2 separate regions of the Homo sapiens genome follow, and region 1 is linked to region 2. A link is a contact called in ENCODE Hi-C or POLR2A ChIA-PET data. All regions are on one chromosome and are shown on one strand. Each heading gives the region's core, a stretch centred on a gene start or an enhancer-like site at or near the end of the contact. The rest is flanking DNA. Distances are from core to core; before and after follow the strand shown. Region 1 overlaps SEMA3C (semaphorin 3C). Region 2 has its middle 83 kb from the start of CD36.

The links. Hi-C counts contacts between places; a loop is a spot of excess contacts on that map. ChIA-PET counts read pairs that join two places held with the same protein, here RNA polymerase II (POLR2A).
Region 1: a map of Caco-2 shows a loop between it and region 2 (2.1-fold over the local background). The contact joins two enhancer-like sites. A Hi-C loop is called at or near these places in 1 of 168 maps with a recorded cell type or tissue (Caco-2). POLR2A ChIA-PET finds 5 or more read pairs at or near these places in 4 of 52 experiments (H1, HEK293, MCF 10A and 1 more).

What each region holds. Positions count from the first base shown.
Region 1 is chr7:80,824,621-80,830,611 of GRCh38, forward strand. It overlaps SEMA3C (semaphorin 3C), which reads right to left. Exons shown (of 18, transcript NM_006379.5): 3 at 3,965-4,125; 4 at 2,805-2,867. Among named protein-coding and RNA genes, the nearest start is that of SEMA3C, 91 kb to the right of the region's middle. Within about 2 kb of position 2,416, at least 4 of the 41 ENCODE cell types and tissues checked have a DNase peak (open chromatin) inside an H3K27ac peak, as active enhancers do.
Region 2 is chr7:80,718,245-80,724,517 of GRCh38, forward strand. No RefSeq gene overlaps it. Among named protein-coding and RNA genes, the nearest start is that of CD36, 83 kb to the left of the region's middle. RefSeq lists a silencer at 4,609-4,903. Within about 2 kb of position 3,772, at least 14 of the 41 ENCODE cell types and tissues checked have a DNase peak (open chromatin) inside an H3K27ac peak, as active enhancers do.

The sequences.
Region 1 (5,991 bases), core at 1,166-3,665, 110 kb after region 2:
GCTTTGTGTGTGTCCCTTAGCATTTATCATTTTCTCTCTGGAGGGATAGCATGTTTTAGTGGCTAAGGGTACAGAATCCAGAGCTGTATGTGACTTAATCAGACAAAGACCATCCCACTTCACAGCAGCACAGCTTAAGTTTCTCACTTTCTTAGTAATGCAGTTATTTTATCTTAGAAATACAGGTGGTGACAATAATGTCCACCTTGCAGTATTGTTATGAGGATTAAAATAAAGCACTTAGAACAGGACCTGGCGTGTTCCATTAAATGTTGGGTATTTTTTCTGAATATCAGTGTATATATGTCTCACCATATCTAGCACATTGTAAAGACTTAAATGTAAGGACTCCATCTAATTCACCTCCAGTTTCTTCACAACAACTAATTTGTGCAAATTGAAAGAATTCCTGTATTTTAAAAATATTAGGTTATTAGATAGTATTTATTCCAACTTTTAAGAAGTTCTTAAGTATGTCGTTTCATTGAGAAATGTAAGAAGGATAGGTTGTTCTGTACAACTTTCAAAGATCTATTTCACATTATTTTTCTGCTACAGGACTTTTTTTTCCCATAGCCTAAGTAAAGGACACTTCTATAAGTATTTCACATGTATGAAATGGGATGGATTTGTCAGACATTCTTTTCTTGCACAGACCAAACATGTATTTTTTGATTAGTATTTCCCAGCACTCAACAATGTTGTATGGACAAACAAAACCTGTCCAGCCGAGTCCTAAAAATACATAGGAAAGAGCACTCCATTAGATATTTCCCTTGTGTATAACTGGCCATATAGTAGAATTTAAAATATCCACAAATTACAGCATGACAAAACTATGGGAAAATGTCAGCATGTATTGAAGATTTTTATCTAATAACGTTTAATTGTCAGAAAGCAAAACAAAAACCCCAGAGGGTTTCTACTTTGACAAAGGAAGTAAGAAACCAAATGACTTGTCTAAGATTCTTCAGAAACTCGGCAGCAATTTTTGGAAATAGAATGTACAAAGGTACCTAAATTCTGCACATTCTGCCTATGGCAGTTCATATGAATGAGAAATGCAAATCCTTTTGAACAAAGGACAATGCAATTCAGTATAGCCACGGGATATTATTGTGGCAAAAGGCAAGGCATGATCAGACACACATCAATGGGAAAAAAATCTCATTAGAGAATAAAAGAAAACAGTTTAATTCATCCACAATTATTAAAATAATAAGGAACAAAACATCATTCTCTGCAACATTATACTTCATTCTACCATTGGTTTCCTGGAATGTCATTGTAATGTATTTGTTTAAGTGTTTCTTCTACATTTTTCTGGATTTTTTCCCCCAAGATTGTGGTCTAACAGATCCCTTGGATAGCAAATATGCCCCTGCAAATTTCTCCTGCCCACTTTTAAATTTTTTTATTGGATAAATCACTCCAAGAACCCTCTAGCAAGGCCAGAGATCCTACCCTCCAGAGTCTTCCATGGCCCTGCCTTGAGCCAAAAACTTTTGCAACTTTACACCTGGGGCTGTTAGGAGTCAATGAAAATAAATGTTTCATTTCCTCAATCCCATATTTCCACTTTCCACAGGATTAGTATTTTTCCCATGTTCGGTCTTGTCTGATCCATCTCTACTTCCAAGACTCAGGGCAGTCTTCACTCCTGAAATCAGCATCTCTTGACCCTACCACAAAATAAATGCTTAGACAACATTTTTTAACACTAAGGTGGTCTATTACTTGTTATGACCTGAGACCTGAATGTATGTGTACGTGTTGACTCGTCTGTCCACCCAATTACCATATTTCCAGCTTATTTCTAAATTAGTTTGTATATCTATGCTCATTTGATTATGGCAGACTTTTCTAACAAGGTAATAAAGTTGACTGGAGTCAGAACTGTTTCTGTCTTTGCACCAATTATGTCTTTGGCAACCAGCTCCATGCTAGATATATAACAGGTGCTGAATCAGTATTTATTGAGCAAATAATGGAAGGAATGAATGAAGAAAGGAACCTCTTTACCAAACTATTTTTGAAAGACAGGGTGATTTTGATGCTTGGCTGTATTACATTTTCATTATTTGAGGCAAAATGGTGAGATGACTTATGTGCTCCATTATAAACATTAAATGACGTGTACACATTAAAGATCTGCTCCACGTATTTGTTTTAGAATATTCAAGAATGGCAATGTATTACTTTCAGCAAGTCATTTGTAGAAATCAATATAGATTTCTTCCTTGATTATTTTGAATCTCACCTAGAGGAATACAATTTGCACAGGTATTGCATACTGAACATATATTGATACTTATATCTGCCTCTATTGCTGTTTCTGTGGCTATTTTTAATTAACAAAGGTACCATTTATCACTGGTGATTTGTATTTATGGAATTTGCTGGCTAACCACTACCCTTTTGCCAAGAATCTTTGTTTGGAAAAGCCCACAGGGTATCTGGGAGCTGCTCCAGACACTTGCATTATCATCGTTTCAGGAGCCTGCTGAGAATTCTGCAGGTTGAATCCACTAGGAACAGAGGTTATTAATGAAATCCATCATGAAATGTATCTGAATGAAATAATGAAAGCAAGGCAAGCAATTTTTACCCAGTTAGGAATTCTGAAGTTACAGAGAGCCCAAGAGTTCCAGTCTCCTCAAGGTTTAGGTTTTTAGCCTGTGTCCAGCAAAAATTTAAAACACCACCATCCTTGTCTCATTTTTGGCTTCCCTCAAAGTACATGGATTCGAAAACCAAATATTTAAGTTAGTGTTTTTTTTTTTTTTTTTTTTTTTAACACTTACTGTGGGATCTTTGCCAGCCATTTTGCATTCTTCAACTTTGATTGTAGATGCTGGCCAGAAAACCTGCTCAGAAAGAAAAATAAAGGTTGCATAATCTCACCTGGACATATGACAGCCCAGTGCTCTTCATTTACTTTTTGTTAACAGATTTATTTAAGGTGATCTTACACTAAGACTTTAAAATTCTTTCTTTTTTATCAATTCATTAATAAAGATTCTATTATTTTAACAATTACAATTATTTTTATTTCTTCCAACAGTGTTTCCTTTCACAAATGCTTTTCAATAACATATGTTCATTTACTAATTGTATATTAAAATAAGATCATTATTAACATAAATGTGAACAATACAATTTTTCACTCCTTTTGACATAGTACACTTTTCCCAACTGCTTATATGACAATAAATCTACACTTACATATCTTTCTCAGTTAGTATTATTTTTGGTAAATCACACAACCAGGCTAGTAGATTTACATAAGATGGGCCCCTGGGTACTTCAATAGCTAAAATAACTTGGATGAAAACCAAGAGATTCCCTCTCTCTGAAATACTGTGCTAGTACTCTAAGTAGTTGCAGCCTTGGGTCCAGTTTGGCAATAATCATTAATTTTTTTTAGTTGTCAGTCCATTGCCTGTGTTAACACTTCTGCAAATGCAGAAGTCTCCTTGTTGTAATAAATTTATAATTAATCTACATGTATTTTTTTCACTACAGTGAAGCTCAATTTTATTTCCTTGTGAAATGGAATGATAAATATAGGCCATACTGGATCAAGTAACAGCGTATTTAATAGCTGTTTTCCTTTCAGGCCCTTCACTGGTTACACAGAGATGACAAAGTAGATCTTCCTTTTCTCTGACCATTTCTTTCATGCACTACCCTATAATCCCTTTTTTCTTTATATATTTATACACAGGTAGTATTTTTTCAGTTAGCTCCAGGTTTTGAATTGTTAAAAACTATGGAACTAGACGATGAGAACTGAACTTAATACCTTTTCAGTCCATGAAATAAGTACTAACTTTCATAGTAACATGGGACCAGTATTTTCTATTGTTCTAATAAAATGCATATTATTTTTTACTTATTTATTTTTTTTAAAAAAGAGACATTGAAAAGGTGGACACTGTCCTCGTGAAAGTGATAAACTTACACTCAAAGCTTCTTGACTTATATTGTTAATATTCAGGGAAAGAATGTGATCTTTGCTTCCCACATATATCCGGTCCTGATCTTCATCCATTAATAAAATCCTGTAGTCTAAAGGATGGTGGGAAAGGCTGAAGTATTCAGAGGTCTTGGTTTCTCGAAGTTCTGAAAGAGTGAACAGCACAAGTGTAGATACAGTATCCTGGTTCTATAATTCTATTATTTTAATAAAAACTATTATGCAAATATTCCAAAAAATGTCAAGGTACATTTTCTTCTACAGTAAGAAATTAATTTTAAAATAGAGTTATGGGCTAGTTCCCTGTAATCTCAGCACTTTGGGAGGCAAAGGTATGATGGTCACCTGAAGCCAGGGGTTCAAGGCCAGCCTGAGCAACATAGTGAGACCTTGTCTCAACAAAAATTGTTTTAGAAAATTAACTGGGCATGGTGGTATGTGTCTTTAGTCCCAGATACTTTGGAGGCTGAGGTGGGAGGATCTCTTGAGCCTAGGAAATTGAGGTTACAGTGAGCTATGATCATGCTACTGCACGCCAGCTCTGGCAACAGAACGAGACACTGCCTCAAAAAAAAAAGTTATGTTAATGGGCATTTTAATTTATATTTGTACTGAAGTAAAACATAAACCACTAAGTGCAATGTTAAAGTTTATGGTAATAGTATGTGATTACAAAATCAGTCACGTTTGCAATAATCTCAACTCTGTTTTATTACTGGACATCATCAGCTCAAAACAAGTTAAAATAAATAAACCAAAAAAAATACAGTGAGCAGATTGAACAGAAAACAAAACCAACAGCAGTGTGATTGTCTTCTTATCCTCTATTAATGTTTTATTTTTGGACTCTATTTATTCATCATTTTAGGATTGTTATTTCCTACTACAAATATTTGCCTTGCTTCCCAACGTAATTCTAATTAGTCCGACTTATTTTTCTATAAATTACTTGAAAGTAGACGTATTTTCAGGAGGCAATGTTATTTTTAGCAGCATAACTATTCATATATCTAAGGAAAATATATGAATTTTCAGGTATCTAAATGTTCATATTTCCAGGATCCTCAGAGGTTAGTGACTCACACTCATTTAACTTCTTCCACATTGCCTAACTGCCTGTATGGCTGGCCTTTGAAGACAATCAACGTATCGTGACATTCATGATACATTCTCTGGTCAAAATGCTCCTCTCAAGGAGCATAACTTTAGACTTTTCTATTCAAATGGTTCAGGATTTATTTGTTCTTTTGATTATAATCTGAAGAATGACAAACTCTAAGAAAGAGTCTGCTTTCTGGGATGACTGCTTCCATGATGAACTGTTTCTAGATTTTTAGGCATTGAATGACAAACACATTTCTAAAAATTCTGATAGAGCTGTAGTTTGACTTAAACCGAAATCAAAATGATACAAATTCTTATAGGAAGTCATGGACTATATTCCATGAGTACTTGGGCCATAGCCCATATGAGAAGATACAGAAGTCACAAATTTAACCTATTTTCTGGGCACATTTGTTCAGAATGTCTGCCATAATATCCTGCAAGTAGTTTCAGCCAATAATCTGAAAATGCCCTGGAAGAAGCAGAGTGATAATGAAACCAGGTTCTGTTGCCAAACTTCCTGTGAAACTGAACAAGTTACTTAACCTCTCTGTGCTTTAATTTCCTCATTTGTAAAATGCAACAATAATAGTAACTTCTGCCAAGAGTTCCCATGGAAATCAATTTAATTGACACATATAAATACGTGAAATGAGTGACAAGAGATAGTATTCAATAAATTCTAATTACTGTTATTAAGTTTGGATCATGATTTTTAAGAAAAACATGAATTTAGATAAAATAGATGTATGTTTTCCTACTTTTTAAAATTTAGGGAGCTAAATCCCTAAAATTATTAGGACATAATCTTATAGCCTCAAATTTACTGTTCATACAACAATAGTAAAATACAGGATTTTTTATGTTGGAAAAAACAATCAAGAGGTTAGAAAAATATTTCAGAAGAA
Region 2 (6,273 bases), core at 2,522-5,021:
GGCTAATATCCAGAATCTACAATGAACTCAAATTTACAAGAAAAAAACAAACAACCCCATCAAAAAGTGGGCAAAGAACATGAACAGACACTTCTCAAAAGAACACATTTATGCAGCCAAAAAACACATGAAAAAATGCTCATCATCACTGGCCATCAGAGAAATGCAAATCAAAACCACAATGAGATACCATCTCACACCAGTTAGAATGGCAATCATTAAAAAGTCAGGAAACAACAGGTGCTGGAGAGGATGTGGAGAAATAGGAACACTTTTACACTGTTGGTGGGACTGTAAACTAGTTCAACCATTGTGGAAGTCAGTGTGGCGATTCCTCAGGGATCTAGAACTAGAAATACCATTTGACCCAGCCATCCCATTACTGGGTATATACCCAAAGGACTAGAAATCATGCTGCTATAAAGACACATGCACACGTATGTTTATTGTGGCACTATTCACAATAGCAAAGACTTGGAACCAACCCAAATGTCCAACAATGATAGACTGGATTAAGAAAATGTGGCACATATACACCATGGAATACCATGCAGCCATAAAAAAGGATGAGTTCATGTCCTTCGTAGGGACATGGATGAAATTGGAAATCATCGTTCTCAGTAAACTATCGCAAGAACAAAAAACCAAACACCGCATATTCTCACTCATAGGTGGGAATTGAACAATGAGATCACATGGACACAGGAAGGGGAACATCACACTCTGGGGACTGTTGTGGGGTGGGGGGAGGGGGGAGGGATAGCACTGGGATAATACCTAATGCTAGATGACGAGTTAGTGGGTGCAGCGCACCAGCATGGCACATGTATACATATGTAACTAACTTGCACAATGTGCACACGTACCCTAAAACTTAAAGTATAATAATAAAATAAAGAAAAAGAAAAAAAGAAGAAAAAAAAATAAATTTTGTCAAAAGCAGTTAAATTGTCAAAAACAGTCAACACATGATCTTGGAACATAATTTTCAAAGCATGTTAATAGTATTTACTCAAAGAAATTAAAAATTTCAACAAGGAGCTAAGTGGGCTGTGAGAGTAACTGAGCAAAGCTGGATGGAATACACAAAATTAAATCAGTTGCTTTATTGCAGAATTCTTTAGCCGTTAGTAAACAACAACACAATGTGCATACTTAAGAAGACAGGAATGCAGCGTGCAGCATTTCTTGCTTGAGCTTAGTGGGTGAGATGGGGGTTAGTGTTTCACAGAACATGGTTAGAGGAAATATTTTTCTGAGGGCATCACTACTGACAGGCTCACGTAAGTCATGCATATACATGAACTATCCAGTTGCTCATCATTTTAATTTGCTTTAGCTCCAAGACTGGGGAAGACTATCACCTGCATTATTCTCTGGTGCCTTTATGGACTCTAGTACAATAGAATACTAAGTAGTTAATTGGCTAAAATAGGTCTTGGGTCAATCAGTTAACATGTTAAGATCAATGTCAATTGGCAAGTTCTATCCAGATTAAGATGTAAAGCATTTCTACGGCAGGTTAACTAATAATCTTTTTGGTCCTACCTAGCACTTTAGCTAGTTAGCATTATCATTCAAGTAATCCATGTAAATAGGAAACTTAATAAGGAATATGTGCCTATAGGCCTAAGCAGGTGTAATTTTCTTTAAAAATTAAAAGGTTTGTTTGTTTGTTGTTGTTTTTGAGACAGAGTCTGGCTCTGTCACCCAGGCTGGAGTGTAGTGGTGCGATTTTGGCTCACTGCAACCTCCGCCTTAGGGGTTCAAGCAATTCTCCTGCCTCAGCCTCCAGATTGGGATTACAGGCATGTGCCACCGTGTCTGGCTAATTTTCTTGTAATTTTAGTACAAAAGGGGTTTCACCACATGGGCCAGACTGGTCTCAAACTCCTGGCCTAAAGCGATCCACCTGCCTCGACCTCACAAGGTGCTGCGATTACAGGGATTACAGGCTGGGATTACAGGCATAAGTCACCACACCCAGCCTAAAAATTAAAAGTTTATACTGTATTGTTCACATTGTGATGCAACTTTCCATATGTATTTCCAGAATCAACTATGTATCAAGGAATATTGAAAGCATAAAATGAGATCATGGTGAATTCTCTCCCATTGTCATTCTTGTGGTAAGGGAATGAATGGTGGGGAGAGAAGCTAAGAGGAGAATTTGCTCTGTCTCAGTGCTGTATTGCCTCCTGAAACAGAATATCAAGTTTTCTTATCTACATGTGAAAAGGCTTTCAATACTTATAAATAAGGGTATCACATTAGTTCTAAAGGATGATTTTGAGTGTTCTGCTCATCTCTTATGTTTGAGGAACAGCATTATCTCTGGTTTTGTGAGCACTACTATTTCAGGACCAGGTGTCCTGGTACTAATGAGTTGCCACACTCTGAGCAGTGGTGATATTTAACAGAGTATGCCTTAAAACAGCATCTATGGCTACAAATTGATGAGGGTGTCAATCATTCCTGAAAGCCTAGTATGCAAGGAGTCCAATTTTCTCCTTCCAAATTTAGGGAGTATAATATCAAAGAGATGGGAAGTGAAAACTTTCAGACTCAGCAATCACTGAGGATGGTTTCATCTAGACAATTCATTGAAGCAAGAAAGTGAGGACTAGGAGTAGTAGTATTACGTAAAATATTTACCGATTTTGACAGAAGTCATATAATAAAAATATATCTATGCCATACATTTATAACTTACAAAATTTTAGTGTACTCCTTATAAAATATTTATAATAGAAAATATTAAATATGTAATTCAAAGAAGTGTAAATTGTAAACATACCTTTGGATACAAATTTTAGAAAATAAAGTTAATTAACATAAGGTTAATATGACATGGACCTTTAATGAATCATAAATAATGAAAATAAAATACTATTTGATCATTGTAAAGTTCAACCTCATATATGTACACAAATTATCCATAAAACTAAAAAGTAGAAACAACTCAAATATCCATAAACTGATAAGTGGATAAACTTAAGGTGATACATCCATACAATAGAAAATTAGGCAATCAAAAAAATGAAATACTCCTATGTGCTACATATATGAACATTGAAAACATCATGCTAAGTGAAAGAAACTAGTCACAGGTGACTATATATTGTGTAATTCCATATATCTGAAATGTCTAGAATGAGAAAACCCATAGAGATAGAACATAAGCTAGTGGCTGCCTAGAGTGGAAGAAGGGGAAGAGGATTAAAACTGACTGCTACACAGTACAGGATTTCTTTTTGAGGTGATAAAAATATACTAGATTATGGTGGTAGTTGCACAATTTATGTACATCTACATGGGTGAATTGAATGGCATATAAATTATATCTCAAGAAAAGCTATATATATAACCCCGGACTAGTGTGCCTTTGAGTCATAATATTTGTACGCAATTTTTAATATGCTAATTAAAAGCAATTTATGCCTCTATACCAGTTGAAGGAAGAATGCTGAGGTATTTTAACTCCAACTATTTCCTTCTACCTTTTTATTCTTCAAATAATCCCAATTCTCCTTTGATAACTTTGGGTAGACAATTTTTTTTAAACAAGGATAACAAATTTTTATTGGCAAGAGTTGTATTTTGTTTCAAAGTACACTTTCCAGTTTGTTTTCTTCTTTCTTGGTTCATGCACAGTCAGATGCAAAAGTACCAAAAACAGTTTCTGTCATGTTGAAATCCTGTTGATTTGGTAAATCTAATGTCTAAATTAGAGAACTTTTCTTTCTTTCCTTATACTGCAAGTTACTCAATGTGACAGTACAGTATGACTCATAGAAGCACAGATCTGCCTACGACTGCAGGCTGTGGGTGGATTGGAGTCAAGGAAGAAAAAAATGGAGTAAGAGATTCATATGCTTTGAATTCAAGGCATAAGGGTGAGATTTCCAAATGTCAAAGTAACCTGGCATCACAACAAAATTGTATGTAGTTTGCAATACAAAAATGTTTTAAAATAATTTAACAGGGACAATTTTCAGAATACCAGCCTGGCAGTCATCACTGTTATTGCAACTGCACAGGAATCTGGGTGCTACTCCAGTCAGGATCACTGTGGATGACCTTGTTTTCTAAGCCAGGAGGATTCTTGAAATGAGCCTCTTCTGTCAATCACATGTCTAGTACAGCCAGGGTCTTTGACTGTCTGAAAGCCCCATCATTGTCACCTTCTTAGTCTCTGCTACTCACTGGGAAGCCAGAGAGATTCCCCGCTGCTCTAGGACCAGAAGACTTTCTTCCTTTCCTAGCCTCTAAAAATCTCCTCCCTCATTCTTCCTCCCAGTTATTGCTCTCTTCCGATTCCCCAGCATGGTCCCCTGAAAGAATTCAGGCACTAGAAAACTAAAGCCCAGAGGCAATTTTGTCGAAGCAATTTAATTTTTAATCAAGCTATGCAAAAATCTCAAGGGGCAGGGGAGTACTATGGCCTGGGAGGAGGAGAGAAAACAGAGTGAGAGCAAAGTAAATTATCTCTAATTTAACCTGCCATACTAGGACTTAATCTCTAACAGTTCACTCCAAATACTTCTTAGTTATATAGAATAAACCATGTCATCCAATTTGCTGCTGAATGACCTTTCACCATCCTGGGCTGATATTAGTCAGAGGTGGTGATTGCTTAAGGCTCAGCTAAAGGAGCTCATTTTGCTCCTTTGCTGCGTCTTTCAGTCATTCCATCAGCATGAGCCACTGCACTTTGTGCCAGTGTACTCTGTGCCTCTTCCCACTGGGCTCTGCATTACGCTTTCATCTCATCCCAACCACTGGGCTTCTGTTAGTCAAACTTGCATTCCACATGACACATTTCCCCATCTGTGTCTTACTGTGAATATTTTCTGCTGCTCTCATAAAATCTTTCACTACCCTGGGTTACTCTCATCTCCTTCATTTGTAGACTGCATGATGGTTAATGATTAGGATTACAATACATTTCTGTAATGTTAACATGGTATCTCCAACAGTCATTGTTTTGTGGCTACAATAACACATTCTGGATATATAAGATTGAAGATTAAGTTAATTCACTTTTATTTAAATGGGCTTATTTCTTTTTGACATTTGTAGTCCAGTTGTAGAGTATGAGTATGTGTATATAGGTGTGTGTGATGATAACAAATAATGGGGGAAATATTTGAGTCAATTCTCACTTGGGAAGGGAAGTTAAATCCACAATTGTCAGATAGATTCCTTAAAACCTTAAAAAGCTTAAATTACATGTCTGGATTAGCTCACCTTGGTGTAAAATGGGACATTCAAATTCCTGTCTCATTCAAGCCACATCAGTTACATCTGCATTTTAGAGGTGTTGTTTTCTCTTCCTGAGCTAGTTGTAAGTAATCCTTTAATCAACTGAACATACTTTTTTTTTTTTTTTTTTGAGATGGAGTCTCATACTGTTGCCCAGGCTGGAGTGCAGTGGCCAGATCTCAGCTCACTGCCACCTCCGCCTCCCGGGTTCAAGAGGTTCTCTTGTCTCAGCCTCCCGAGTAGCTGGGATTACAGGCATGCCACCACACCCAGCTAATTTTTTGTATTTTTAGTAGAGATGAGGTTTCACCATGTTGCCCAGGCTGGTCTCAAACTCCTGACCTCGTGATTTACCTGTCTCGGCCTCCCGAAGTGCTGGGATTACAGGCGTGAGCCACCATGCTCGGCCGAGAGATGTTTTTAAAAAGAGTAATCGCAAAAAAGAGTAGGAGAACAGGAGTAAATGCAGGAAACAGAAAGGGAATGAAGCAGAACTGAAAGGGAAAGAATAAATGAATATGAAGCAAGAGAGAATGTCACCAATAAATATCATGCTGTGAAGTTACACCTGTACCACAGAGCCCAGGTTACCCTCCAGAATGAGAAGGAACATGGCAGCTTGAATGGAAACCCAGTTTATGTGAGTGCATCACTTAACTTACCTTAGTTTCATTTTGCTTTTCTGTAAAGAAAGGGACAGAATGACCCCAAGGTTCAACAAGATTTCTTTTTGATTTAAAATTTGAGAACTCTATGAAAGGTCACTCTGTAAGCCAGGTAGCAGCTGGGCAATTCAGTCAGGCATGTGTTTACATTCCAAACATATTCCAGAAGCACCCTGTAGAGTTTGAAAAGGCCTCTGAATTTGTCCTTAAAAAAAAAAAAAATCTTCAACATGAGCTGCTCTTTGGACTTTGTTAAAGTGTTCTTTTCTTCTTTTGTAAGAGACCTCTGTCTGCAAAAGCCATCTGGGAAATATTCACCACAAGTTTTCTTGTAGGATGGAAA